3 separate regions of the Homo sapiens genome follow, and regions 1 and 3 are each linked to region 2. Evidence: chromatin loops called from intact Hi-C (ENCODE). Cell type or tissue: PC-9. All regions are shown on one strand. Each heading gives the region's core, and the rest is flanking DNA. Links, peaks and the distances in the headings are about the cores only. Region 1 has its middle 38 kb from the start of ATG4C. Region 2 has its middle 29 kb from the start of USP1. Region 3 has its middle 20 kb from the start of L1TD1.

Evidence for each region. A loop is a pair of places that touch in the nucleus more often than their neighbours do. Peaks named below come from ENCODE experiments on the same cell type or tissue, not always from the same donor. Only the 100,000 strongest peaks of a DNase experiment are listed, where the experiment ranks them.
Region 1: a loop joins it to region 2, with 3 times the contacts of the local background. A loop is called at or near these places in 13 of 110 quality-filtered maps.
Region 3: it touches region 2 in a loop (17-fold over the local background); 106 of 110 quality-filtered maps call a loop at or near these places.

Annotation. Positions count from the first base shown.
Region 1 is chr1:62,740,942-62,751,990 of GRCh38, forward strand. No RefSeq gene overlaps it. Among named protein-coding and RNA genes, the nearest start is that of ATG4C, 38 kb to the right of the region's middle. In PC-9, for the core only: CTCF peaks have their summits at 5,781 (motif pointing left) and 5,982; no DNase peak of the experiment used is centred there; H3K4me3 peaks cover 587 bases.
Region 2 is chr1:62,402,800-62,413,848 of GRCh38, forward strand. No RefSeq gene overlaps it. Among named protein-coding and RNA genes, the nearest start is that of USP1, 29 kb to the right of the region's middle. In PC-9, for the core only: CTCF peaks have their summits at 4,774 (motif pointing left) and 4,975; no DNase peak of the experiment used is centred there.
Region 3 is chr1:62,170,650-62,178,203 of GRCh38, forward strand. No RefSeq gene overlaps it. Among named protein-coding and RNA genes, the nearest start is that of L1TD1, 20 kb to the right of the region's middle. RefSeq lists an enhancer at 6,338-6,885. In PC-9, for the core only: CTCF peaks have their summits at 5,103 (motif pointing right) and 5,305; a DNase peak (open chromatin) is centred at 5,152.

The DNA of each region.
Region 1 (11,049 bases), core at 3,282-8,281, 340 kb after region 2:
AACAAAAACCAAAAGATAAATGAAACAGAAAGTTGGTTCTTTGAAAAGACAAATAAAATTGATAGACCATTAGCAACATTAACTAAGAAAAGAAGAGAGAAAATCCAAATAACCTCACTAAGAAACAAAACAGGAGATATTACAACTGACACCGCTGAAATACAAAAGATCATTCAAAACTTCTATGAACACCTTTACACACATACACTAGAAAACCTAGAAGAGATGGATAAATTACTGGAAAAAGATAACCCTCCTAGCTTAAATCAGGAAGAATTAGATACTCTGAACAGACCAATAACAAGCAGCGAGATTGAAATGGTAATTTAAAAATTACCAACAACAAAAGTCCAGGACCAGACGGTTTCACAGCAGAATTCTACCAGATATTCAAAGAAAAAATGGTACCAATCCTTTTGACATTATTCCACAAGACAGGGAAAGAAGGAACCCTTCCTAATTCATTCTATGAAGCCAGCATCACCCTAATACCAAAACCAGGAAAGGATACAACCAAAAAAGAAAATTACAGACCAATTTCCTTAATGAACATAGATGCTAAAATCCTTAACAAAATTCTAGCTAACCGAATCCAACAATATATCAAAAAGATAATCCACCATGATCAAGTGGATTTCATACCAGGGATGCAGGGATGGTTTAACATACATGAGTCAATAAATGTGATACACCACATAAACAGAAGTAAAAACAAAAATCACATGATCATCTCAATAGATGCAGAAAAAGCATTCAACAAAATCCAGCATCGCTTTATAATTAAAACTCTCAGCAAAATTGGCATACAGGGGACATAACTTAATGTAATAAAAGCCATCTATGACAAACCCACAGCCAACATAATAATGAATGGGCAAAGTTGAAAACATTCCCTTTGAGAACGGGAACAAGACAAGGATGCCCATTCTCACCACTCCTCTTCAACATAGTACTGGAAGTCCTAGCCAGAGCAGTCAGACAAGAGAAAGAATAAAGGGCACCCAAATCAGTGAAAAGGAAGTCAAACTGTCACTGTTTGCTGATGATATGATGGTTTACCTTGAGAACCCTAAGGACTCCTCCAGAAAGCTCCTAGAACTGATACAAGAATTCAGCAGTTTCCAGATACAAGATTAATATTCACAAATCAGTAGCTCTTCTATACACCAACAGCGACCAAGCTGAGAATCAAATCGAGAAATCAACCCGTTTTACAATAGCTGCAAAAAAACAAAAAACAAAAAACAACAACGAAAAAAAACTTAGGAATATACCTAATAAAGGAGTTGAAAGACCTCTACAAGGAAAACTACAAAACACTGTTGAAATAAATCGTAGACAACACAAACAAATGGAAACACATCCCATGCTCATGGATGGGTAGAATCAGTATTGTCAAAATGACCATACTGCCAAATGCAATCTACAAATTCAACACAATCCCCATCAAAATACCAACATCATTCTTCACAGAGTTAGAAAAAAAATTCTAAAATTCATATGGAACCAAAAAAGAGCCCCCATAGCCATAGCAAGACTAAGCAAAAGGAGCAAATCTGGAGGCATCACACTACCTGATTTCAAACTATAATATAAGGTCATTGTCACCAAAACAGCATGGTACTGGTATAAAAATAAGCACGTAGACCAATGGAACAGAATAGAGAACCCAGAAATAAACCCAAATACTTACAGCCAACTGATATTCAACAAAGCAAACAAAATCATAAAGTGGGGAAAGAACACCCTTTTCAACAAATGGTGCTGGGATAATTGGCTAGCCACATGTAGGAGAATGAAACTGCATCCTCATCTCTCACTTTATACAAAAGTCAACTCAAGATGGATTAAGGACTTAAACCTAAGACGTGAAACTATAATAATTCTACAAGATACCATTGGAAAAACCCTTCTAGATATTGGCTTAGGCAAGGATTTCATGACCAAGAACCCAAAAGCAAACGCAATAAAAACAAAGATAAATAGCTGGGACCTAATTAATCCAAAGAGATTTGCATGGCAAAAGGAACAGTCAGCAGAGTAAACAGACAACCCACAGAGTGGGAGAAAATCTTCACAATCTATACCTGACAAAGGACTAATATCCAGAATCTACAATGAACTCAAACAAATCAGTAAGAAAAAAACAATCCCATCAAAAAGTGGACTAAGAACTTGAATAGACAGTTCTCAAAAGAAGATATACAAATGGCCAACAAACATATGAAAAAATGCTCACCATCACTAATGATCAGGGAAATCCAAATCAAAACCACAATGCGGTACTGCCTCACTCTTGCAAGAATGTCCATAATCAAAAAAATTAAAAAATAGTAGATGTTGGCATGGATGCTGTGAACAGGGAACACTTCTACACTGCTTGTAGGAATGTAAACTAGTACAGCCACTATAGAAAACAGTGTGGAAATTCCTTAAAGAACTAAAAGTAGAACTACCATTTGATCCAGCAATCCCACTACTGGATATCTACCCAGAGGAAAATAAGTCATTATTCGAAAAAGATACTGCACACACATGTTTATAGCAGCACAATTCACAAGTTGCAAAATCGTGGAACCAAACTAATTGTCCATCAGTCAATGAGTGGATAAAGAAACTGTGGTGTATATATGTATCATATATATGAGATATATACATATATGAGATATATACATATATGTATGTATGATATGTATGATACATATATCATATGGATGTATGATATGTATGATACATATATCATATATATGTGATGGAATACTACTCAGCCATAAAACAGAATGAATTGACAGCATTTACAGTGATCAGGATAGACTGGAGACTATTATTCTAAGTTAAGTAACTCAGGAATGGAAAACAAAACATCATAAGTTCTCACTGATATGTGGGAGTTAGGCTATGGGGACACAATGGCATAATAAGAATGATACAATGGACTTTGGGGACTTGAGGGGAAGAGTGTGAAGGGGGTGAGGGATAAAAGACTACAAATATGGTGCAGTGTGTACTGCTCGGGTGATGGGGTGCACTGAAATCTCACAAATCACCACTAAAGAACTTATTCATGTAACCAAATACCACCTGTACCCCAATAACTTAAGGAAAAAAATTTAAAAATAAATAAATAAAATTTTTTTAAAAATTGGCCAAGGATGGTGGTGTGTGCCTGTGGTCCCAGCTACTTAGGAGGCTGAGGCAGGAGGATGACTTGAGCCCAGGAGATCAACGCTGCAGTGAGCCATGTTTGCACCACTGCACTCCAGCCTGGGCAACAGAACACATTTCTGTCTCATAAATAAATAAGTAAATAAATAAATAAATCTAAGTATCTTTGGTTAAATTCCACTTTGGGTAGGGCTAAGAGAGGAGATGTGAACTCTGAGAGCCCAAATATTATGTCTTTCAAGTCTATTTTTTTGGTAAGTCAATTTTTGACTACCCTTTCTTTACTTATTGTGCCCTGTGAACTCTTCCATGTCCATACCCATTCATTGTCTATAATCTTGGCACTTTCTTATTCATTAATTCAACAAATATTTATTCCCTATCACCTTTATTTATGCATTTCTATAGATGCTAGAGATAGGGTAAATAAAAGTATGGCAAAACCAGCAATTACTTTTGCACCAACCTAATATGATTTTTTAAGAAATTTATAATTTCATTAGAGAAATAGATGTATAAACAAAGAAATTATAATACAAACATTGTGATAAGTGCAGGAAGTAGAAAATAGTGATTATTGCTTTCTTCAAACATAAAGTATTGTTAGTCAGGAGTCCTTCAGTTGTAAGTGCCAGAAACCCAATTTCAAACAGCAAAAGCAGAAAATGGAATCTATTGGCTCACATCCCTACAAATTCCAGGAATAGAACTGTGCTAAGGGACTCAAATAATGTTGTTGGGTCTTCATAGCTTATTCTGGTTTATTTCTTGCTTTTGGGGCCTTGCTTTTTTCTTCTGAAGATGGACTCTGAAGTGAATTCTACAGCACACTACCCAGATGCCTTATTTAGAATCGAAGCATTGGTTTCCTTCAGGTTTTGGGAGTGTTGGCTGCTGATGGCTCATAGTTGAGTCTCTTTCTGAGACAAAGGGAGGTGTCTCACTCAAGTTTATCCCTCCTCCCTGAGAATAGCTTGAATCCAAAGACTGATCAATGAGGGATACAAAGGGCTGGCCTCTTGCCTTGATTCAGGACGTACCTAAAAGGCCATCCAGCTTTAGAGTTACCCATGGGAACAGTTCAGGAATCTGAGGAACTTAACATCTGACTCTTGGAAGAACGGTTCTGTGGAGAAGAGGGTTGAGTTTATTTTTTTTATTCTGGAGATATAGGGATGAAATGGAGAGAAGTAAAGAAGAGAAAATATGAAGGGAAACCAAACAACTGTTTGAACTGGTGAAAGACTAGGCACCTTGCCCTGTGACTCCTCTCTAGAACCCTGCAGACTTTTATCAAGTATTTGGCTACAAGCAAGTTTTTTGTGAAACCAGTGGAAGAGTCTGTTCTTCCTCTCTCAACTGGCCTAGGATGGGATGGAACTGTAGAGCACAGGCATATTTAGGAGTTTAGAGACATAATTCTGAGGAAATAAGTTCTAGAACTTTGCAGAAGCAGTAGGTAGGGCTATGAACTCTATACATTGTAAGGTTTGACAGGCAAACATCTGGATGTATCTGTCACAGCAACTAATGTCTTAGAGAATAAGGTATAGCTTCACCAAACATTTGAGGAACTAGTAGTAAAAGTAATCAATGCTAATAAATGACAGTATAATAAAATGAAGGCAAAGTGCCACAGGAACAGAAAGGTCTTGAACAGCTAACCGATATATTAAAGAACAAATAGACTTGCCCGGCATGGTGCTATGTATCTGTAGTCCAAGCTACTTGGGAGGCTGAAGCAGGAAGATCACTTTGAACCCAGGAGTTCAAATGCAGCCTGGGCAACATAGAGAGATCCTATCTCTAAAATAAAAAAAGAAAGAAAGAAAAGATAAATTTGTATAAGTCCATTACTTGGCTTTATTATAATACAGAGAAAAACTGAGGGAAGGATTAGACAGGTCTAAAGCTATTAAAAAGAAATATAGCAAGAAAAACTGGAAGTCCATTGTCTGTGAAAAATTAAAAAAATAAATTATGTTCATTCATCTAGCACGGTGAATAAAAATAATTGACATTCTAAGGCTCCAATTAAAACATTTCCAGGCCGGGCCTGGTGGCCCACACCTATAATCCCAGCACTTTGGAAGGCCGAGGCAGGCGCATGAGTCAGGAGTTTGAGACCAGCCTGGGCAATACGGTGAAACCCCGTCTCTACAAAAAATTTAAAAAATTAGCCGGGCATGGGGGCACACACCTGTAATTTCAGCTACTCAGGAGGCTGAGGCAGGAGGATTGCTTGAACCCCGAGGCAGAGGTTTCAGTGAGCTGAGATTGCACCACTGCACTCCAGCCTAGGTGACAGAGTGAGACCTTGTCTCAAAATAAAACGAAACAAAACAAAATCCAAAAGTGTTTCCTCATGTTTTATTAATTAAAAACAAACAAAACCATAGCTGAGGAGGTTTCTCAGCTCAGAGGTTGACTGAGGAGGTTTCTCTGCAAGTGTGTTTACAACTGTGAATGGTAAATCCCACCAGAAGAAAGGCAAATAAATTAGATCGCTCCTGGAAAGCACTCTGCCTCATTCTTCAGCGGTTTTTGATGATGTGACTTAATATATAAAAAAGCACAGAGCTGAACTCAAAATGAAATAGCAGATTAAGAGAGCCATCTACTGGCAACTCATTGAAATCTGTTTAATTTGTTACGTTTCTATGCCCAATATTTTCTCATCACTAATTCTAGGGTCAACTTTCTAGACATATTTAATCTGCTCAACCTTCATGTTATACTTTTTATGAAGGAGGATATCTTTAATATAAGCTACAATTTGTAACACAGATACCCAGGTTTAGGAATTATTCTTTGAAATTTAGCCAACTTGTCTATTACGCTAAGAATGATGATGACAGTACATGTGATGTTTAGTAAAGTGACCAAAATAAAAGCAGACGACATATGTCCAGCACTGATCCATGTACTTTACTTGTATTGATTCTTATAATCTTCACAAGAACCTTATAAAGGAGGTACTATTATTATTTTCATTTTGCAGATAAGGAAACTGAGTACGGAGAAGTTAGATATCTTGCTCAAAGTCCAACAGCTAATAAGATTTTCCCTTCAGATCAGACACAAGACATAGATATTGTTCTTGTCACTTCTATTCAACATTGTTCTAGAGGTTCTAATCAGGGCAATTAGTTAAGAAAAAGAAATAAAACACATCCAAATTGGAAAGGAGAAAAGCAAAACTATCTGTTTATGGATGACATCACATATACAGAAAGTAAATCCTAGGTAATCCACAAAAAAGTTTAAGAGTTAATAAATAAGTGTACTCAAGGTGGTATGGTACAAGATCAATATGCAACAATCAGTTATTTTTCCTATTCACTAGGAACAAGTAATCTGAAAATGAAATTAAGAAAACAACTTCATCTACAATAGCATCAAAAAGAATAAAATACTTAGGAATAAATTTAACACAAGAAATGCAAGATTTCTACACAAAACATACAAAAATCATTGAAAGAAATTAGAGGTTTAAATAAATAGAAAGGCATCTGTGTTCATGGATTGGAAGACTTGATATTGTTAAGATGTCAATACTCTTGAAATTGAGCTACAGATTCAGCGTAATTCCTATGAAAATTCTGGCTGGCTTTTTTTTTTTTTTTACAGAAATTGACAAGATTATTCTAAACTCCATAAGGAAATGCAAGAGACCCAGAAGAGCCAAACAGTGTTGAAAAAGAAGAAAGTTGGAGAACTCACATTTTCCAATTTCAAAACCTACCGCAAAGTTATAGTAGTCAAGACAGTATTGTGCTGGCATAAGGATAGACATATATATCAACAGAATAGAATTGCAGGTTCAGAAATACATCCATAACTTATGGGCAACTGATATTCAACAAACATGCCAATACAATTTAGTGGGGCAAAAATAATCTTTCCGACAAATGACACTAGGACAACTGAATATCCACTTGCACAAGAATGAACTCTTAACCTCATAGCATATACCATCGGAACTCAAAATGGATCATAGACCTAATTATAAGAGCTAAAACTATACTTTTTTATCTTTCTACCTTGTCTAAATATACTTTTATAATAACAAATTGGGAAATATGGTTAAACTTATGGTTTTCTGTTATTGAATGTCATCAAATTGATGAATAACAAATTGATTGAATATCAAAGTTGATTGAGCTTAATTAAGTATTATTGTGTATGTCTGTGTATCCTGTTGATAGACTGGCAATATTTGGGCAAGTAATAAAAGAAAGACATACATAATTTATAAATTATTGCATACTATATTAGTTTGCTAGGGCTGCTATAACAAAGTACCACCAACTGAGTGGCTTAAACAACAGAAATTTGTTATCTCACAATTTTAGAGACCGGAGGTCCACGATCAAAGCATTGACAAGGCCATGCTCCCTCTGAAGGAGCTAGAAAAGATCTGTCTCATGCTCCTACTGGAAAGTATAATTCCAATCGTCACCTAGAGTTATCCCTTCATGTTTGTCTCTGTGTTCAAATTTCCCGTTTTAATAAGGACACCAGTCATATAGGATTCACAGTTCACCCTACTCTGGTATTATCTCACTTTACCTTAACTAATCATATCTGCAATGATTCTATTTCCAAATAAGGTCATATTCTGAGTTACTGGGGTTTAGGATTTCAACCTGTAAATTTTAGGAGCAGGGGACACAATTCAACTCATCACACATGCTTATTCCATGAGATTAGTTTTCTTCCCTTAATTTCAACAAAATAACTAAATGTGTTTTTATAATCAATATTTTTACATAAATTGTATTTTATTGTAAAATGGCCTGAGGAATTAAAAAATAAAAAAGTATAAGGTCATAAAATTTGCATAAATTTTATAAAAATATAAGTTAAAATAAATGTAAAATTTAACAATTATTTTTATATTTTAAAAAGTTATTTTTCTTCTGAAATTGTTAATTTCATTTATTAAAATTCAAAGCAAAAATTTTATTAACAAAATAAAAATTATTCAAGTAAAATAAAAATTTAATATTTTGAAAATATTTAATAGTATTTAATTTTAATTTTATTTAACTTGTTAAATATTTTTATAAAGATAAAACTATTTGCACTGTTAATGTGCAATGCTTGTCATGTTGCCAATGTAAAGAATTGTTAAACTACATCATGAATTATTATGTTTAGATCTACGTATATGTATATATGTACATTGAGGAGTAATATGTAATGTTTAATATTGCAAAATCTTTCTCTTCCACTACATTATTTATTTTGAATAACAAGTTACTCCAACTCTTAGTATTTTTTTTTTTGCAGATGGAGTTTCACTTTTGTTGCCCAGGCTGGAGTACAGTGGCACGATCTCAGCTCACTGCAACCTCTGCCTCCTGGGTTCAGGTGATTCTCCAGCCTCAGCCTCCCGAGTAGCTGGGATTACAGGCACCCACCACCACACCTTGCTAATTTTTGTGTTTTTAGTAGAGACTAGTTTTGCCATGTTGGCCAGGCTGGTCTCAAACTCCTGACCTCAAACTCCTGCTTGCCTCAGCATCCCAAAGTGCTGGGATTACAGGTGTGAGCCACCATGCCCAGCCTCTTAGTGGTTTTAAAGAATAACATTTATTATCTCACACTTTTTGTGGGTTAGGAATTGCCATGGCTTACTTAGGTGGGTCCTCTGCTTCCTGGTCTCGGACAAGGCTGCAGTCAAGGTGCTGGCCAAGGTTTTTGGTTTTTGGTCTCATTTGAAGGCATGACTGGGGAGGAATGTGCTTGCAAGTTTACACAGTGATTGTTGCCAGGATTCAGTTCTTTGCAGGTTGTTGAACTGAGGGCCTAAGTTTTTTACTAGCTGTTGGTCCTAGGCCACCCTCAGTTGTTTGCCATATGGGTCCATCCAACAATAGCAGCTTGTTTCATCAAAGCATGTGAGCCAGGAAGGCAATAGAGAGAGTCTGCCAGTAAGATGGAAGCCATAGTACTTTAAAGGGCATAAATACAATGAGGTGAGAATCACTGGAGACCATCTTAGAAGATTGCCTGCCATAGTAACAATACGTAACTCTTGTGAATACCATGCTGCTTCATGAGTACTTAGGAACCACAAACTGGAATAGGAACAGAAGCAAGAAAGTGGATGCTTTGCTCTAATGGAAAATGATTCTTGGCTATGGAAGAATCTATTGCATTCATGCTAAAAGGAAGAATTTGACAAGTTAATTAATTACTCTTTTTTCTTACCTAAGCATTTTGCTACTCAAGTCCTCTCCATACTCTGAAGCAGTATTTATCTTTTATATTGCCACCAGGAAAACCCACAGACTATTACAGCATTTGAACACAGTTGCCTTTGGTAGGGCAAGAGATTCAGAGAAGCATTTCTCTGAGTCCTGAACAATGTTACAATGTTAGTCCTGAGAATACATGTTTAAGATGAAGGGTTGCACTGAGCCAGTGCTGAACACCAGTTAGACAATGATGAAGGCACTCATGGTTTTTTTTTTGTTTGTTTTGTTTTGTTTTTGTGTGTGTGTGTGAAAGAGAGAGAGAGGGGTATATTATATATAAGACCCTCTAAAGCATGAGGATACAAAGTAGCAGTTCTTTTTGCTCACGGGTAGTGGCAGAACTGCTGTTTAAGCCACCTGTAACCCAGTAGGGACTAAATATTATTATACTTCTTGGCTTGTCTAACATGTCTCAATTTTTAGGTGATTTGAACTCAGATCAGTCTGACTCCAAAACTCACATTTTCTCTTTCTTGCCTTCTTTTACTTCCTTTCATTCTTTTGAAAGTTACTATTTTCTAATTACAAATATATACACACACAAATTATAAATGATTTGTGAAATGCAGAAAAGCAGTAAAAAAAAAGAATTATTCAAAGTTTCATAATCTAAATGCCAGCATTGTTGATATTTTGATCTGTATTTCTTGATATTCTTTCTTCTAAGTGTAATTTTTCATTTTTTGTTTAACAGAGGTGTGACTGTTTTGCAAGTATAATTTTTTATTCAGTTGTTTTCACTTACCATTACAACATAAGGCACATTTCCATGTTATCATGAACTATTCATAAACATCATTTTTAACAATCCCATGCTCTTTTTTTCTACACTACACTGCTTTCCAGGGAAAGACAGTAAGTCAAATATTGCTCATAAACATTCCTTGTGTTAGTCTAAATTTCAACCTGGCCCAATTTCAGATTCCTCTGAATCTAAAAATAACCTTTCTCTCTCTCTCTCTCTCTCTCTCTCTCTCTCTCTCTCTCTCTCTCTCTGTCTTGGTAGAGGATGAGCTATTTTTGGTATTTGGAGACTCAGGAATTCAGTGGGCTTGGAAGAAGAGGGAAGGGTCAAACTGGGCCATTTGTTACTTTAACCCAAAGCCAGGTCTCAAACTTTGACTTGGAGCAAGGTTCAGAAGGAAGCTACTAACTTAATATTAACTCTTGATATCATAAAAACTCTACTTTTAAAATACAATTATAAAAAAACCTAGCTTTATATATATTTTTATATATTTTGTTTGTGTGTATATATATAGTGTATATATATATTGTGTATATATATAGTGTATATATACTATATATATTATATATACTATATATTATATATAGTATATATATTATATATTATATATAGTATATATAATATATAGTATATATATTATATATATAGTGTATATATAATATATATATATATATATATTTTTTTTTTTTGAGACAGGGTCTCACTCTGTCAACCAGGCTGGAGTGCGGTGGGGTGATCTCAGCTCACTGCAGTCTCCGCCTCCTGGTTCAAGCAATTCTCATGCCTTGGCCTCCCAAACAGCTGGGACTACAGGTGCACACCACCATGTTCACCTAAATTTTTGTATTTTTAGTAGAGAAAGGGTTTTGC
Region 2 (11,049 bases), core at 2,712-7,711:
TACTATGTTGCCCAAGCTGGTCTCGAATTCCCAGCCTCAAGCGATCCTCCTTCCTCTGCCTCCCAAAGAGCTGAGATTACAGGAATGAACCACCACCGTGCCTGACTTGTTTTACTTGATGAATGCTTGTTAAGAATAAAACCTGGCCATGCGCGGTGGCTCACACCTGTAATCCTAGCACTTTGGGAGGCCAAGGCGGGCGGATCACCTGAGGTCAGGAGTTCAAGACCAGCCTGGGCAACATAGTGAAACCCTGTCTCTACTAAAATACAAAAATTAGCTGGGCATGATGGCGGGTGCCTGTAATCCCAGCTACTTGGGAGGCTGAGACCAGAGAATCGCTTGAACCCAGGAGATAGTGGTTGCAGTGGGCTGAGATCGTGCCACTGGACTCCAGCCTGGATGGCTGAGCAAAACTCCGTCTCAAAAAAAAAAAACAATAAAATTTGCAAAAAGAAGCTCATAATTCTCATTCCAAGACTGTTTCAAATTCCAAATACATGGATCCGAAAATGTCAAGCTCTCTTAAATTTGGGTACTGTCTGTGAGACCAGTTAGTGAGGTTAGTCTTTCTGTTCCATCTGCCCCTCTCTCTGCCTCCCAGCTTAGCCTTGATTCCATCACATGGGCTGGAGTGGGAGCCTCAGAGGAGGCTGGACTTCCCTGGTGTGCTTGCAGCTAAAGTCATCACTTTGGTGAGCATGTTTCCTGAAGGAAGAATGACATACGAGTTCACCAATGACAATTTCTCTACATGGAGTCCTGTGGGCAGTCAAAAACACAGGCCCACCATGTAACTTCTAAAATAATGAATTGGTAATACTGGATGTCAGTGAAAGCAAACCACCCTGATGAGATGAATGCTGGCAGGCATGGAAAGGTCTAGCCATCCCTTCTCATCAGCGGACGGCTGGTCTCATCAGGACACAGCTCCCCCTCTTCTGGCCCTAAGGGAACCTGATCTCCCAGCAGATGAGGACTGTGAATCCGCTCCTGGATTTGGCAAAATTGAGGAGGTTTCTGTGGTGACCTGGGCAAAAGCCTGATTAGAGTAAGCTTAGGGAAGGATTGGAGGACAGAGAATTGGAGACAGTGAGAACTCACAGCTTTTTCAAGAATGATTAAAGAAATGAGACCAGACTGGGTGCGGTGGCTCACGCCTGTAATCCCAGCACTTTGGGAGGCCAAGGCCGGTGGATCACAAGGTCAGGAGTTCCAGACCAGCCTGGCCAACATGGTGAAACCCCGTCTCTACTAAAAATACAAAAATTAGCTGGGCATGGTGGCACACACCTGTAATCCCAGCTACTGGGAAGGCTGAGGCAGGAGAATCACTTGAACCCGGGAGGCAGAGGTTGCAGTGAGCTGAGATTACGCCACTGCACAACAGAGTGAGACTGTTTCAAAAAGAAAAGAAAAGAAAAGAAAAGAAAAGAAAAGAAATGAGACCATAATTGGCAGGCAGAGGGAGGTGGTGTGGGGGTGCTGGGACCAAATAAGATATAAGATGGAAGGAAAAATGGCACAACTGTATGCTTGGGAAGAGTAGAGAAGGAAGAACTGATGTCAGAAATGGATGGAAGGCCCCAGTGGAGTTGAAAGATGATTGAGCTGGGATACTAGAGAGAGAAAGCTGAAAAGAGACTGTGAGTGGCAAGTGGCAAGTGGGATGTTTGACATTGAGATCATAAAGAGCACAGAGGCCCAGCACGGTGGCTCACGCCTGTGCCATCCCAGCACTTTGGGAGGCCAAGGCAGGAGGATTACATGAGCCCAGGAATTCAAGACCAGCTTGGGCAACATTGTGAGACCCCCATCTCTACAAAATTAAAATTAAAATTAAAATTAAAAAAATAAAGAGCACAGACACTATCTTGAATCCACAGAAAAGTATCCTGCAGAGGGCTGACCTTACTGCCTGTGTGCAGGCTCCTTCTTGAATTATGCTGAGAAGGCTTCTAGTTCAGCGGAGGATCATGAGGATGAGGAGCATGCACTACGGATGACTGAGTAGTGAGGCTGAAATACCTAGGTCCCCAAGGGCTCTGAAACAGAGCCATTCTATTCACCCTGGGCTGCCTCTCACAGGACTTCCACCTGAGAGAAAAAGCTCCTCTCTCCCTTGGGTTCCTGTTATTCTGAGTCTCAGTTCTTTGCAGATGAACCCAATTCTAACTAATAGGAATAGTAATAGAAAAGAAGCCACTGTAACAAAATTGTACCAAATAAAATAGAATTTAGGGCTAAAAGTAATAAATAGAAAGTAGGACAGTATCTGATGATAAAAGGATTGATCAAAAAATCATAAATTTAAATGGACTTATTAATATAGCTTGTTATATGTTAGTAGACTATAAGAAATGATAGTTTAAGTGGACAAAAATAGTATTAAATAAGAAAGAGTGTACATATACAAAAATTACCATGTATTATGTCCTAAAGTTTATTCTTAGTTGCTGAAAAATGAATCTACTCAAGCTAATTTAAGCAGAGAAGAGCTAATAAGATATTAGGTAACTCCCCAGTTCTCCAGGTAGGGCTGACAGCCAGGTTTGTATATCAGGACCCACACATCTAGGAAAAATGCCTACTCACATCATGAGATTGTCCTAGCAGAAACATCACTGCCATCGCCTCCACCACTTGACACTCTGCACCTTTGACAGTAGGAACAAGATCCCAGTCAGTGCTCCCTGCAGGAGGCGGCAGCCTCATTCTGTCTAGTGCAGAATGGCTGCTTGATGGAAGCTAGTTAAGTAAAAGTCTTACCATGCTCAAAAAGCCACCAGCCCAGACAGTTTTTTTTTTGTTTTTTTTTTTGTTGTTGTTGTTTTTGAGATGGAGTCTTGCTCTGTCACCCAGGCTGGAGTGCATTGGTGTAGTCTCGGCTCACTGCAACCTCCGCTTCCTGGGTTCAAGCAATTTTCCTGCCTCAGCCTCCTGAGTAGCTGGGATTACAGGCACCCGCCACCACGCCCGGCTAATTTTTGTATTTTTAGTACTGACAGGGTTTCACCATGTTGGCCAGGCTGGTCTTGAACTCCTGACCTCATGATGCACAGGCCTCGGCCTCCCAAAGTGCTGGGATTACAGGCGTGAGCCACCACTCCCGGCTGCCCAGTTTTATATGCAAGCTCTGTTACACCTTCATAGAAGAAATAAGCCCTTATAGATGTTTTTCATAGAATAGAAAAAGAGGGAAAGCTGTCCAACTCACTTTATGAGACTAGTATAATGTTGATACTCCCCAAAATAAGAAGAGTACAAGAAAATACAATTGTAAGCCATGCTCTCTTATGAATGTAGATGCAAACCTTTTTTAAAAAAGTTAACAAATCAGAAAACCAAATGCCACATGTCCTCATAAGTGGGGGCTAAACATTGAGCACACATGGACATAAACATGGGAACAGACACTGCGGACTGCTCAAGTAGGGAAGGAGGGAGAGGGGCATGGGTTGAAAAACCACCTATTGGGTACTGTGCTGACTACCTGGGTGCAATATCCCCAAGTCACAAGCCTGCATCTGTACCTGCTATATCTAAAATAAAAGTCGAAATTTTTTTTAAGTCACAAATCAAATTTAGTACCATATTAGGAAAAAAACAAAAACAAAAAAACAACCTTCCTGGCCAAGTAGGGCCCTTGGGAACACCAGATAGAAAGAGGTAATGCAGCCTATGGTTAAGAGACAGGTCTGGAGCCAGTGTATTTGCCGCTGTCTAGCTGTATGGCCTGGGGCAATTTACCTAACCTCTCTGCACCTAGGTTTTCTCACCTGTAAAATGAATGTAACAATAGTTCTTACCTGATAGGATAGTTGTGTGAACTAAATGAGTAAATTAAGTCAAGAACATAGAAGAGAGACTTAATTAGTTGTCATTACCTCACCAAATGCAGTGGAGATAGAGGCCAATAAACAAGGATGCAACACAAGACTGACAGCAGCTGATGCTGGCCAAGGATGACAACAAACCAGAAACCTCCTCCTTCCCTTCATGCCACATGAGTCTATCAGAGCCCGGATGCTACCTTGGGGACCAACATGGAGCAGGATGGGTAGAAGCTGGAATTAACTGAGCATTGGCTGTGATTGAGATTTTCTGCTACGTTGTTCCTCTACTGAGAATCCCTACTGATTCTGAAATCTGATCTACGTCTGGAATCTCCTCCTGATCTGTGGGGTATTGCTATCAGATGCAAGAAGACTAGCTAAGGCCAGGCGCAGTGGCTCAAACCTGTAATCCCAGCACTTTGAGAGGCCGAGGCGGGTGGATCGCCTGAGGTCAGGAGTTCGAGATCAGCCTGGCCAACATGGTGAAACCCTGTCTCTACTAAAAATACAAAAATTAGCCAGGTGTGGTGGTGGGGAAACTGTTTTTAATAGAGTAATGGAGGTGAAAACCACGCTGAAGAGTAAATATTAACGAGGGGCTTGGTATCCCTTGTTTTATATAACTGTAGGTCTATCTAATTCCAAAGCCCATACTGCTCACTTTTCAACATCCTGCTAAATTGTCACTCTTCCCTCCTGCTTTTCTTTAACCAGTATATTGATTAAACCACACAAGCAAAGAAACGTGCCCAACTGCCTAGAGTACTAGCTAACAGAGTCTGGATAAATTACTAGCAATACTTATTGTTTAATACAATTCTGTTTTTTGTCCTTATAACAATTACACATTCTGACCTCCACATACATAATGAATGTGGAGAACCATCTTTTGGCCTCCCCAGGCCACTATCTTTTGGAAAACCAGCAAATTTAAAGACCAACCAACACTATGATGTGAGCGCCACCTACTGTTAAGAAACTTAAAAGCACATCTCAGATAGTCCTCATATCTTGAATTGGTTCAAAGTATTAAAGCACATGTTCCAGAGATACTTCAGTTGGATAAATCGTAGGTGATACTTACTTTCAGTTAACTAGTTAAAAGGTTAAAACTTTAAAGGTTCCCTTTAATTTTTTTTTTGAGACAGTCTCGCTCCATCCCCCAAGCTAGAGTGCAGTGGTGCGATCTCGGCTCACTGCAACCTCTGCCTCCCAGGTTCAAGCGATTCTCGTGCCTCAGCCTCCCCAGTAGCTGGGATTACAGGCGCCTGCCACCAGGCCTGAGTAATTTTTTGTATTTTTAATAGAAACAGGGTTTCGCCACGTTGGCCAGGATGATCTCGAACTCCTGACCTCAGGTGATCTGCCCGCCTTGGCCTCACAAAGTGCTGGAATTATAGGAGTGAGCCACCGTGCCGGCCAAGTTCCCTTTAATTTTTTTCTCTTTAACCTTTAGTTAATTAGTAAACTGGTCAATTATTTGTGCATGTTCTCTCTTTTAACTACAAAATTCTGTCTTTTAACTACTTAAGAAGTTTTAAGTTTTACAATTTAAGTTGTTTTATATGTAATGTTGAATGTTTTAAATAGTGGACATTTCTAAGACCTACTTGGTGGGCTTGCATTTGAAAACTTCAACCTGGCTGGGTACAGTGGCTTACACTTGTAATCCCAGCACTTTGGGAAGCCGAGGTGGGCAGATCACCTGAGGTCAGGAGTTCAAGACCAGCCTGGCCAACATGGCAAACCCCATCTCTACTAAAAATATAAAAATTAGCTGTGCATAGTTGCACATGCCTGTAATCCCAGCTGCTCCGGAGGCTGAGGCAGGAGAATCACTTGAACCCTGGAGGCAGAGGATGCAGTGAGCTAAGATCACGCCATTGCACTCCAGCCAGGCCCTAGATACTAGAAATCTAGGGTTTTAAAAAATTATCTCAATGTAGAGCAAACAATATAAAAATATAACAAAAGGCTAAGTGGTATAATGGAAGTCTCTGTGAAGAAAAATCAGAAAAGTTTGCTGTGGGCTTTTCTACAGAGGCAACTTTTGAACTACAGAATGTCAGAACAGGTAAGAATTTATTCATTTGTCCATTTATTTATTAAGTACCTACTATATTCACAAAGACAAATAATGCAGGATTCACTTTCTAAAAGAAGCCACAGCCTAACAGAGGAGGTAGATATATAAACAAATTATTTATTCCTCCCCATCCCTTTGTATAAAATCAGAATAAAATATGTTAATTAGGAATGGAAATATAAACATCAAGAGACTCAGATACGTACACAAAGGAGTCAACACTTGGTATAAAGTACTATAACAGGAGTAAGTCCTATGTGAAATGGTAACATAAAGATGACTTGATTAACCTCATTACTTGGTGAGTCCTACAGAAATATGAGTTCCTAAAGGGTGAAATTTGATCCTATTAATTTTGTAACTCCTGGACCAGCACTGGGGCTGGAACACAGTGGCCAGTCAAAGCTGGCTGAATTGTGCGCAGAGGAGGGAAAGGACGGACAAAGAAGGCTCATCAAGAAGATGATCAGCTAGGCGCAGTGTCTCACGCCTGTAATCCCAGCACTTTGGGAGGCCAAGGCAGGTGGATTGCATGAGCTTAGGAGTTCAAGACCAACCTGGCCATCATGGTGAAACCCTGTCTCTACTAAAAGTACAAAAAAATAGCCAGGTGTGGTAGTGCACGCCTGTGGTCTCAGTTACTCAGGAGGCGGAGGTGGGAGGATCCCTTGAGCCCCGGAAGTTGAGGCTTCTGTGAGCCGTGATTGCACCACTACACTCCAGCCTGGGCAACAAAGCCAAACCCTGTCTCAAATTCAACAACAACAACAACAACAACAAAACTAGGAATTTAAGTTAAGGAGTTTTCAAGGTTAACAAAAGGAGATGGGGGTGAGAAAAAAAGAGTACTCTGAGTAAAGGAATCAATATGGAAAAAAAAAACAGATTTGTTGAACAACATAGCTCACTGGGGAAAACGCAAATAACTCAGTATATTTGGAGTATAGGGTGGGAAGAGGGAAGTGACTAGATTGGAGAAATAGGGGCAAACTTACACCATGGAGGGGTTTGCATGCCGAACACGGGAGATAGGACATTAACTATACATAGATGGATGTCTTAGAAAGACAGCCCTCCTGGCAATGGAAAGGATGGATCAGAGTGAGAAAGAGACTAAATAGGAGGAACTTGACAGGAAGGTGTGAAAGTAGAGAGTGGAGACAAACTAAGGCCACAGAGAGAAAGGGACAGATTCAAAAGTTTTTTGTGATGTCCATTTTGTTGCTATGAAAGACTAGAGATCCTTAAATTCTTCTGCTGTATATCATCTAAAAATACTCAACAAAATACTAACACACACACACACACACACACACACACACACACACACACACACAGGCTCTGTCTGACTCTTAGATGATTAGAAGGAAAGGGAAACCTGAAGAAGTCCGGGATGAAATGGGAACATAAAAGCAGGGAGGGGAGTATGAATGAGGAAATTAACCCAAGAAGTTGATGGTGACACCATCAGATAACCTAGAAGCATACATGGACCAATGGCAGGTGCATCACTGCACAGAGGAACCTGGGAATAAAGCCTTGGGCCCACCCAGGGCAGAGAGCCAGCAGAGACCACCACAGGTAAAGCTAGGACTCAGGAACAGGAAAATACTGTTCCTGGGAACCTGGGGAAAATAATCTTCCCCACAAATGTAGAGAACAGGGAAAATGGTTTGTTTTGCCCTTGGCTTGAAGAGAAAGTTTTAAAAGTTCCCTGAGAATTTTAGTGATTGACCAACTCTCACACAGGTTTTGGGCCTGAATCTACATGAGTGTCTTAAAAACTGCAATATACCTCGCCGTGATACACACACATCATAAATCACTATTTAAAATGGACCAGGTCTGGAGTGCCTCAAGGCATAAGTGAGAAATTGAAGAAATCCTCCTTGGGAAAAATATGGGATTTTTTTTTCTATGGCTGCTATAAAAAAATGCCAAAAATATAGTGACTTAAAACAACACACATTTATTACCTTACAGTTCCACGGGTCAGAAGTCCAATGTGAACCTCAATAGGCTAAGATGAAAGTGTAAGCAAGGGGCACAGTGGTGCACACCTGTCATCCTAGCTACTCAGGAGGCTGAGGTGGGAGGATCACTGGAGCCAGGGAGTTTGAAACCAGGCCAGGCAACATAGCAACCAGCAGGGCTGCATTCCTCTATGGAGGGTCTAAGGGAGAACCCATCTTGTCGGTAGAGGCTGACCACATTTCCTGGCTCACAGCCCCCTTTCTCCATTTTCAAAGACAGCAACTTTACACCTGTCTGACTCTTATTCTCCAGTCACATCACCTTCTCTTGGTATAGCTAGAAAAAAATCCTCCGTTTTTGTAGGCTGATTTGATTATATTGGGTACACCAGAGAATTCAGAATAATCTTCCCATCTCAAGTTCCTTAACCATAATCATATCTGCAAAGTCCCTTTTGCCATGTAAGGCATTTTGTTCACAGGTTCCAGGCATTAGGACATCAGTGTCTTTGGAGGACCATCATTCTGCCTACCACAAGGACATCTCAACCCATGCCTCAAAATATTTTTGAGCTTCCAATTTTTAAAAAAGCAATAAAACTAGAGTAGATAAAGATTTTGGCTACTGGAGTTATGGGATAAAAAATTTTTAAATAAGAATATTTGGCCAGGTCTGGTGGCTCATGCATGTAATCCTAGCACTTTGGGAGGCCGAGGTGGGTGGGTTGGTTGAGCCCAGGAGTTTGAGACCAGCCTGGGCAACATGGTGACACCCCGTCCCTACTAAAAGTACAAAAAAATAGCCAGGCATGGTGGCACTTACCTGTAGTCCCAGCTATTTCCTTCTGCCAAAGTGCTGGGATTACAGGTGTGGGCCACCGCTTGCTCCTTCCCTCCCTCCCTCCCTCCCTTCCTTCCTCTTTTCTTTCTCTCTCCCTCTCCTTTTTTCTTTCTTCTTTCTTTTCTTTCTTTCTTTTGCATCTTGTTTAAGAAATATTTTCCTATCCTGAGGTTAAACATCTTTTTTTCAATATTATCTTCAAAAAGTTTAAAAGTATGGTGGCTCACACTCATAATCCCAGCACTTTGGGAGGCTGAGGCAGGAGGATCACTTGAAGCCAGGAGTTCAAGACCAGCCTGGGTAACATGGTGAGACCCCCTATCTCTACAAAGAAAATTTTTTTAATTAGCTAGGTGTGGTGGCATGCACCTGTACTTAGAGCCACTCAGGAGATGAAGCAGGAGGACTGCGTGAGCCCAGGAGTTCAAGGCAGCAGTGATCTATTGATACAGGAGTGCGACAGGGAAGTGCTGGGTAGAGAAGCCCTGGAGAGGGCTCCAACCTCAGGCCTGCGCCCACAGACCTAAGTGAGAACAGGCATTCCTGTTTTCATGCCAGAATGTTCGATTTTTTAAGACCACTCTGGCCCACCATGCCCCCATCCTGTGCCCATATAAACCTGAGACCTTAGTGAGCACACACACAAACGGGCCAAATGTTGAGAGGAGCAGAGGGACAGAGCGGCAGAGAGGGGAGGAGAGCAGCAGAGTGGCACGGCAGAGACGGAGGGAAGAGGTGTCTGAACATCGGCCAAGATCGGCCAAACTCTAGGGGAGGATTATCTTCCCCACCCCTCCACCTTCCAGCTCCCTATCCCTCTTGCTGAGAGCCACGTCCACCACTCAGTAAAACCTTACATTCATCCTTCAACCCTGTGTGTGATCTGATTCTTCCGGGACACTGGGCAAGAGCTTGGCATATAGAAAGCTGTTACACTGGCCTTCTGCCCTTGTGATAAGGCAGAGGGTCCACTGAGCTAATTAACACACAAGCTGACTGCAGATGGCAAAGCTGAAAGAGCTTTGTAACACTGGGGTTGCAGGCACCCACCCCTAGACGTTACCGCGGGCCCGAGGGCCCAAAGCACTTGCCCCAGCCTCTGCAACTACTTGTCTGCATGCTGTCTCTAGGGGTTTGAGCTTTGAATAAACCGAACAGGTGAGCCATATCCCTGTCACACAACCTGCAAGGAGAATCAGGGAACTCTCCCATTTTACTGTGATCACACCATTGCACTCCAGCCTGTGTGAGTGAGAGTGAGACCCTGTCTCTAAAAAGTTAAAATTAAAAAAAAGTTTAAAAGTTTTTACATTTGGCTTTTATAGATTTTTGCTTATAAACTGAGGTCTAAACAAAATTTTCTTTTTTTTTTTAGTCTCACTGTCTCCTGGGCTGGAGCACAGTGGCACTATATTGGCTCACTGCAACCTTCGCCTCGTGGGTTCCAGTGATTCTCCTGCCTCAGCCTTCCAAGTAGCTGGAACTACAGGTGCATGCCACCATGCCCAGCTAATTTTTGTATTTTTAGTAGAGACGGGTTTTCACCATATTGTTCAGGCTGGTCTCGAACTCCTAACCTCAGGTGATCCACCAGCCTGGGCCTCCCAAAGTGCTGGGATTACAGATGTGAGCCACTGTGCCTGGCCTCCCCTTTTTTAAAAAGGAAATTTGAAAAAAAATCTACTTATTTATTTTGAGACCAGGTTATAAAACTGGCTAATTTTTGTATTTTTGGTAGAGATGAGATTTCACCACGTTGCCAAGGCTGGTCTCGAACTCCTGGGCTCAAGGGATCCACCGCCCTTGGACTCTCAAAGTGCTGGGATTACAGGCGTAAGCCACTGCGGCTGGCCGAATTTAAATTTTGTAGAGACAGGGTCTCACTATGTTGCTCAGGCTGGTCTTGAACTCCTGGCTTCAAGCAATTCTCCCGCCTTGGCTTCCCAAAGTCTTAGGATTATAGGCATGGGCTATCATGCCTGACCTTATTTTTCTATATGGATAAAAAATTATCCCTGGCCATGTATTAAAAAGCTTATCCTTACCCCAGGGATCTGCAGTACCCCTCTGTCATATATCTACTTTGCAAATATGAGTCTGTTTCTGGATTTTCTGTTCTATTACTTGTATAATTACTATAGCTTTGTAATAAATCTTGTTATCTGGCAGGGAAAATAATTATACTCTGTTTTACTTCAATAATGTCTTACCTAATTTTAGCCTTTATACTTCCATGTAGATTTAAAAATCAGCAAAAAAAATAAATAAAATAAAAATCAGCTTGTAAAGTTCCATTAGAAACCCTGACTAGCT
Region 3 (7,554 bases), core at 2,555-7,554, 230 kb before region 2:
AGCTGAGGCAGGAGGATCTTGAACCCGGAAGGCAGAGGTTCCAGTGAGCTGAGATTGCACCACTGCACTCCAGCCTGGATGACAGAGTGAGACTCGGTCTCAAAAAAAAAAAAAAGAAATAGCACAAACCTGCTGCTCTTTTTAGGGCAGTGGTTCTTAACCTGGGCTATTCATTCAAATCACCTGGGGATATTTTAAAGGCTCAATGCCCAAGCACACCCCAGAGTAGGGGGAGAAAGGGAGAAATCTAAGAACCGGTATTTTTTTTTTTAAAGCTCCTCAAGGAGTTACAGGAAATTTCACTCCCAGGCAAACAACATTCAGACTTGAAGGGGTGGCCAGTCCCTCCACACCTGTGGGTATTTCTAGTTGGGTGGGACGAGAGACTGAGAAAAGTAAGACACAGAGTCAAAGTATAGAGAAAGAAAAGTGAGCCCAGGGGACCGGCGCTCAGCATACCAAAGACCTGCACCGGCACCGGTCTCTGAGTTCCCTCAGTTTTTATTGATTATTATTTTCACTATCTCAGCAAGAAGAATGTGGTAGGAGAGCAGGGTGATAATAGGGAGAAGGTCAGCAACAAAACATGTGAGCAGAAGAATCTGTGTCATAATTAAGTTCAAAGGGAGGTACTATGCCTGGATGTGCAAGTAGGCTAGATTGATGTTTCCCTCTGCCCAAACATCTCAGTGGAGTAAAGAATAACAAAGCAGCATTGCTGCCAACATGTCTCGCTTCCCGCCATAGGGTGGTTTTTCTCCTATCTCAGAATTGAACAAATGTACCATCGGGTTTTATACCGAGACATTCAGTTCCCAGGGAAAAGGCAGGAGACAGTGGCCTTCCTCTATCTCAACTATAAGAGGCTTTCCTCTTTTACTAATCCACCTCAGCACAGACCCTTTACGAGTGTCGGGCTGGGGGATGGTCAGATCTTTCTCATCCCACGAGGCCATATTTCAGACTATCACATGGGGAGAAACCTTGGACAATACCCAACCTTCCAGGGCAGAGGTCTCTGCGGCTTTCCGCAGTGCATTGTGCCCCTGGTTTATCGAGACTAGAGAATGGCGATGACTTTTACCAAGCATACTGCTTGTAAACATTTTGTTAACAAGGCACATTCTGCACAGCCCTAGATCCCTTAAACCTTGATTTCATACAACACAGGTTTTTGTGAGCTTAAGGTTGGGGCAAAGTTACAGATTAACAGCATCTCAGGGCAAAGCAATTGTTCAGGGTAAGGTCAAAATGAAATTTCTTATATCTTCCCTTTCTACATAGACACACTAACAGTCTGATCTCTCTTTTCCCTATAAGACCTTTTTGCTTTTTTTTTTTTTTTTTTTGAGATGGAGTCTTTCGCTCTTGTTGCCTACGCTGAAGTGCAATGGCACGACTTCTGCTCACTGCAACCTCCGCCTCCTGGGTTCAAGCGATTCTCCTGCCTCAGCCTCCCGAGTAGCTGGGATTACAGGCATGCACCACCATGCCCGGCTAATTTTGTATTTTTAGTAGAGATAGGGTTTCTCCATGTTGGTCAGGCTGGTCTCGAACTCCCGACCTCAGGGGCCTCAGCCTCCCAAAGTGCTGGGATTACAGGCGTGAGCCACCAGCACCTGGCCCAATATTCAGATTTTCTATCCCATCAGATAACCAACTAACTCTTCCGGAAGAGATGAGACCTTGAGAGAGGGAATGCAGAGCTGAGAATTCCAGACCTAAAGAGCTACCTGGAAGGTACTGGTCTTTAGACCCTAAGTCGCTGTTTAATCATCTTCATAGGCTAGAAATGAAGTCAGTCCAGGCTTGGGCCACATCCTCCCAAACTCACTCTCTTCCTTCCAACTTTCCACTGTAGCACTGCAGCTGATTGTCTCTGGAACCATCCAGACCAATGGAGAAAAACATGTTCATTTAGCTGAGTCCTCAGTAGGAACCAGACAGGAGGGGAGGGAAGGCAGAAAAGGCCTGGCTGTAGTGCAAGCATTCCTGACCTCCAGTGTGGCCAGAGCCTCAGAAGGTCAGTTTCAACCCCAGCCAGGTTATTAACTGACAGTACGGGAAGGTGGACGTGATCCTCATACCTGTTGGTGCTTTGTCTCTGACTATGACCAGGTTCCATTGCCTTCTAATCCCAGCTTTTCCATTGGCCAGTTAGATCCATTTGCCTGGCCTGGACATTGAGCAACAAGATACAGATGTGAGGGTTTCAGGGTTTGGCCATGGATTTCAGTCCTCGGGTGCCCCCCCGCCCCCACCCTGCCCATATCCTGCTCCTTTCCAATGTCTGCACTCTGAAGGAGACTTGTTGCTAGAATTTATCATTTTGAGTACTCTAAGTAAGATTGCTATTATAGGATACACTTAGAAAATGCTAGCAGAGGCCGGGCACGGTGGCTCACGCCTGTAATCCCAGCACTTTGGGAGGCCGAGGCGAGCAGATCATGAGATCAGGAGATCGAAATCATCCTGGCTAACATGGTGAAACCCCGTCTCTACTAAAAAATACAAAAAATTAGCTGGGCGTGGTAGCGGGCGCCTGTAGTCCCAGCTACTCGGGTGGCTGAGGCAGGGGAATGGTGTGAACCCAGGAGGTGGAGCTTGCAGTGAGCTGAGATCGAGCCACTGCACTCCAGCCTGGGTGACAGAGCAAGACTCCGTCTCAAAAAAAAAAAGGAAAACACTAGCAGATTTAGTGGTCGTTTTTTTTTTTTTTTTTTTTGAGATGGAGTTTCCCTCTTGTTGCCCGGGCTGGAGTGTGATGGTGCAATCTCGGCTCAGTGCAACCTCCACCTCCCGGTTTCAAATGATTTTCCTGCTTCAGCCTCTCGAGTAGCTAGGATTACAGGCACCCACCACCATCCCCAGCTAAATTTTTTTGTATTTTTAGTAGAGATGGCGTTTCACCATGTTGGTCAGGCTGGTCTCGAACTCCTGACCTCAAGTGATCCACCCGCCTCGGCCTCCCAAAGTGCTGGGATTACAGGCGTAGGCCACCGTGCCCGGCCCTGACAGTAATTAAAATTGATTTGTAGGCCAGGCGTGGTGGCTCATGCCTGTAATCCCAGCACTTTGGGAGGCCAAGGCAGGCAGATCACTTAAGATCGGGAGTTCAAGACCAGCCTGACCAACATGGAGAAACTCGCCTCTACTAAAAATACAAAATTAGCTGGGCATGGTGGTGCATGCCTATAATCCCAGCTACTCGGGAGGCCAAGGCAGGAGAATCACTTGAAGTCAGGAGGCAGAGATTGCAGTGAGCCGAGATCATGCCATTGCACTGTAGCCTGGGTGACAGAGCAAGACTCTGTCTCAAAAAACAAACAAACAAACAAACAAAAACAACTTACTGGTCAGGAACAGTGGCTCATGCCTGTAATCCTAGCACTTTGGAGGCCGAGGCGGGAGGACTGAATGAGTCCAGGAGTTTGAGGCTGTAGTGTGCTGTGATCACACCTGTGAAAAACCACTGTACCCCAGCCTCAGCAGCATAGTGAAACTGTCTCTTATTAAAAAATGACATGAGGCCAGGCAAGGTGGTTCACGCCTGTAAATCCCCAGCACTTTGGGAGGCCGAAGTGGGCAGATCACTTGAGGTTGGGAGTTCAAGACCACCCTGACCAACGTGGAGCAATCCCGTCTCTATTAAAAATGCAAAATTAGCTGGGTGTGGTGGCGCATGCCTGTAATCCCAGCTACTTGGGAGGCTGAGGCAGGAGAATCACTTGAACTCAGGAGGTGGAGGTTGCAGTGAGCTGAGATTGAGCCACTGCAGCCTGGGCAACAAGAGTGAAACTCCATCTCAAAAACAACAACAACAACAACAAAAATATGAGCTGAGGGCTGGGTGCAGTGGCTCATGCCTGTAATCCCAGCACTTTGGGACTCCAAAGGGGTGGATCGCTTGAGGTCAGGTGTTCTAGACCAGCCTGGCCAACATGGTGAAATCCCATCTCTACTAAAAATACAAAAGCTAGCCACGCATTGTGGTGGGTGCCTGTAATCCCAACTACTAGGGAGGCTGAGGCAGGAGAATCGCTTGAACCCAGGAGGCGGAGGTTGCAATGAGCCAAGATCCCGCCACTACACTGCAGCCTACACAACAAAGCAAGACTCCATGTCGGGGAAAAAAAAAAAAAAAAAAAAAAAAAGACATGAGAGGTACAAGAAGGGTCAGGAAAACCACCTGCAGAGGCTGCAGAACAGTAAGAGTTAGCCAGGTGGTCAGGTGAAGGAACAATGAGGAGTACTATGGCACGGTGGCCAGGGAGAGCAGCAACATTTCAAAGTGGGATGCCAGAATAGTGAATTCCAAAAACTCCTGGATCAAGTATGACTGGAACATAAGACGAGAGAAGTGGAAAGACAGGCAACCAGGCAGACAGGCAGGGTCCCGCTCAGGAAGGGCCCTCTAAGCCACTTGACGGAGTGTGGAATTTATCCTTTCAGCATTATGCAGTCACTGATCTTGTGTTTTTTTGTTTTGTTTTTTTTTTTGAGACAGGGTTTCTCTCTGTTGCCCAGGCCACAGTGCAGTGATACGATCACGTCTCACTGCAGCTTTCACCTCCTGAGTTCAAGTAATCCTCCTATTTCAGTGTCCCTAGTAGCTGGGACTACAGGCATGCCACTATGCCCAACTAACTTATTTATTGTAGAGATGGGGTCTCACTATGTTACCCAGGCTGGTCTCAAACTACTGGCCTCAAGTGATCCTCCTGCCTTGGGCTCTCAAAGTGCTGGGAGTATGGGCATGAGCTACCCCACCTGGACAACTGAGCTGTTTTAATCTGGAGAGTTTTGTGATCAGATTTTCCCTTTAATGAAATGAAGTTTTGGCCTTCACTGCAACATTTTTACTGTTTCTCAGAGTGTGGCCCATGAACAGTTTACATCAGAACCCTGGATCGCTGCAGGTATACATGTACAAATCAGAGTCTGTATTTCAACCTAGTTTCTTCCCTGATTCGTCACTGAACACGCACAGGCGTACATACTCTAAAGTTCTTTGAAGAACCTCCAATTTAACAGCTAGAAAAGCAGAGGAAAACCTGTATCTAATATTAAAGAACAATGACTCTTCAGAAAGCTACTCACATCTTAGCCAGAAGATGGCGCAGGTTTTCCATTTACCTGGCTCCTGCCTGGCTAGAAAGATGGAAATCTTGTTCAAAAGAAATTGCTTGATCTCATTACTTAAGTCAGAAGAGGGCTCCCCAGAAATTATGATGGCAAGTGAGAAATGAGAAAGACTTATAACAGGTGGGAATAGGCATCCCATCTCCATAGATGCCACCCTTCTCTCCAGAAAGCATAGCAAATTAGGACATGTCCACAAGGCTAGAAGAGTACTACACTCCCAAAAAGAAAGCTCTAAGCATCAGGTGCGGTGGCTCACGCCTGTAGTCTCAGCACTTTGGGAGGCTGAGGTGGGCGGATCAGGAGGTCAGGAGTTCAAGACCAGCCTGGCCAACATGGTGAAACTCCGTCTCTACTAAAAGTACAAAAATTAGCCGGGCATGTTGGCAGGTGCCTGTAATCCCAGCTACTCAGGAGACTGAGGCAGGAATGAAACTGGGAGGTGGAGGTTGCAGTGAGCTGAGATTGTGCCACTACACTCCAGCCTGGGTGACAAAGCAAGACTCCATGTCAAAAAATAAAAAATAAAAAAGCTCTAATTAATCCCTCCGCCTTTTTTTTTTTTTTTAATATATTGGCTGCAGAGTTAGGGCCAGCCATTATAAGAGGGTAGGCCTTAATTTAGGAAAAACAGCAACTAGCCTCCATCCCCAGGTGCAAGTGAGAGAAGACCTCTAGTCCCAGCCGGGTACAGTGGCTTACTCTGGTAATCCCAGCACTTTGGGAGGCCAAGGTGGGCAGATCATGAGGTCAGGAGATAGATACCATCCTGGCTAACACGGTGAAACCCCATCTCTACTAAAAATACAAAAAAATTAGCCAGGTGTGGTGGCACGCACCTGTAGTCCCAGCTACTCGGGAGGCGGAGGCAGGAGAATCAGTTGAATCCAGGAGGCAGAGGTTGTAGTGAGCCAAGATCGCGCCACTGCATTCCAGCCTGGGTGACAGAGCGAGATTCCATCAAAAAAAAAAAAAAAAAATCACCTCTAGTCCCAGGGCTAGTGGACGGGGATGCACCAGGTTCCCTAGATTGTTGAACCCATCTTGCTGGTTCTCTTCCTTTGCTCCTAGTTTGAGTCCTGGCATCAGTGAGGGCTAGATGCAGAGCCCACCACGTTGGGACCTCCACTGAGAGTTAGTTTTGTGTGAATCAAAATGAAATTCTAAGCCCCCCAACCAACTGAATGGAGACCCCCACCCCCATTCTAAAGCAAGCCTGAAAAACCAGTTCAGGCCATCATGGGAAGAGGGGATCAGACAAGCCTCATTATACCATTCTCCTTTTGGAATTCAGGCACAACTGACCAGCATTAACATTAAAATAAGAGATTTTAGGCCTGGTGTGGTGCTCACGCCTGTAATCCCGGCACTTTGAGAGGATCGCTTGAGCCCAGGAGTTCAAGACCGGCCTGGGCAACAAAGCAAGCCCTCCTCTCAAAAGAAATGAAAAAAAGAAAAAGTCAGATGCGGTGGCTCATGCCTGTAATCCCAGCACTTCGGGAGGCTAAGCCAGGTGGATTAGGAGGTCAGGAGTTCAAGAACAACCTAACCAACATGGTGAAACCCCGTCTCTACTAAAAATACAAAAAATAGCCAGGCGTGGTGGCACACGCTTGTAATTCCACCTACTCAGGAGGCTGAGGCAGGAGAATCACTTGAACCTGGGAGGCAGAGGTTGCAGTGAGCCAAGATGGCACCACTGCACTCCAGCCTGGGCGACAGAGCGAGACTCTGTCTCAAAACAAAAACAAAAACAAAAACAAACCATTAAAATAGAGATCCTAAGACTGACAAAGCCCACTCTTTGTAGCAATAAGATACCAAATTCCAACGTGACTCTAGTATAGTTTCACATGACAGAGAGCAGGCCCTGAAAGAAATCCAAAGTATTTTACCCCAAAATATATTCTTCTGACATATTTTAAAATGGCCCTGGTGGGCAAATCTACATTCTAGTGGGGAAATCTACATTCTGTAGAGAATCACCTTCCCTTTCCAGGTCTTTTCCTGATCCAGAGAGATTAACTAGAGTCTGGCACCTTTTAAGGCTTGATAAGAGACATTTACCATCTGTTCTACATAATAAGAACCTTGGTTTCCACAACCCCTTATCTTAACCCAGATACTCCTTTCTATTGATTCCTAGCCTTTAGATAATAACTCTTTCAACCAAATGCCAATCAGAAAATCTTTGTATCCACCTATCCCATCTTTCTGAACCAAACCAATGCATACCTTACGTGTCTAGATTGATGCTTATGTCTCCCTAAAACGTGTAAAACCAACCTGTAACCCAACACCTTGGGCACATGTTCTCAGGACCTCTTGAGATTTTGCCTTGGGCCTTGGTCACTCATACTTGGCTCAGAATAAATCTCTTCAAATTGTTTACAAGGTTTGTTTTCCCTGACT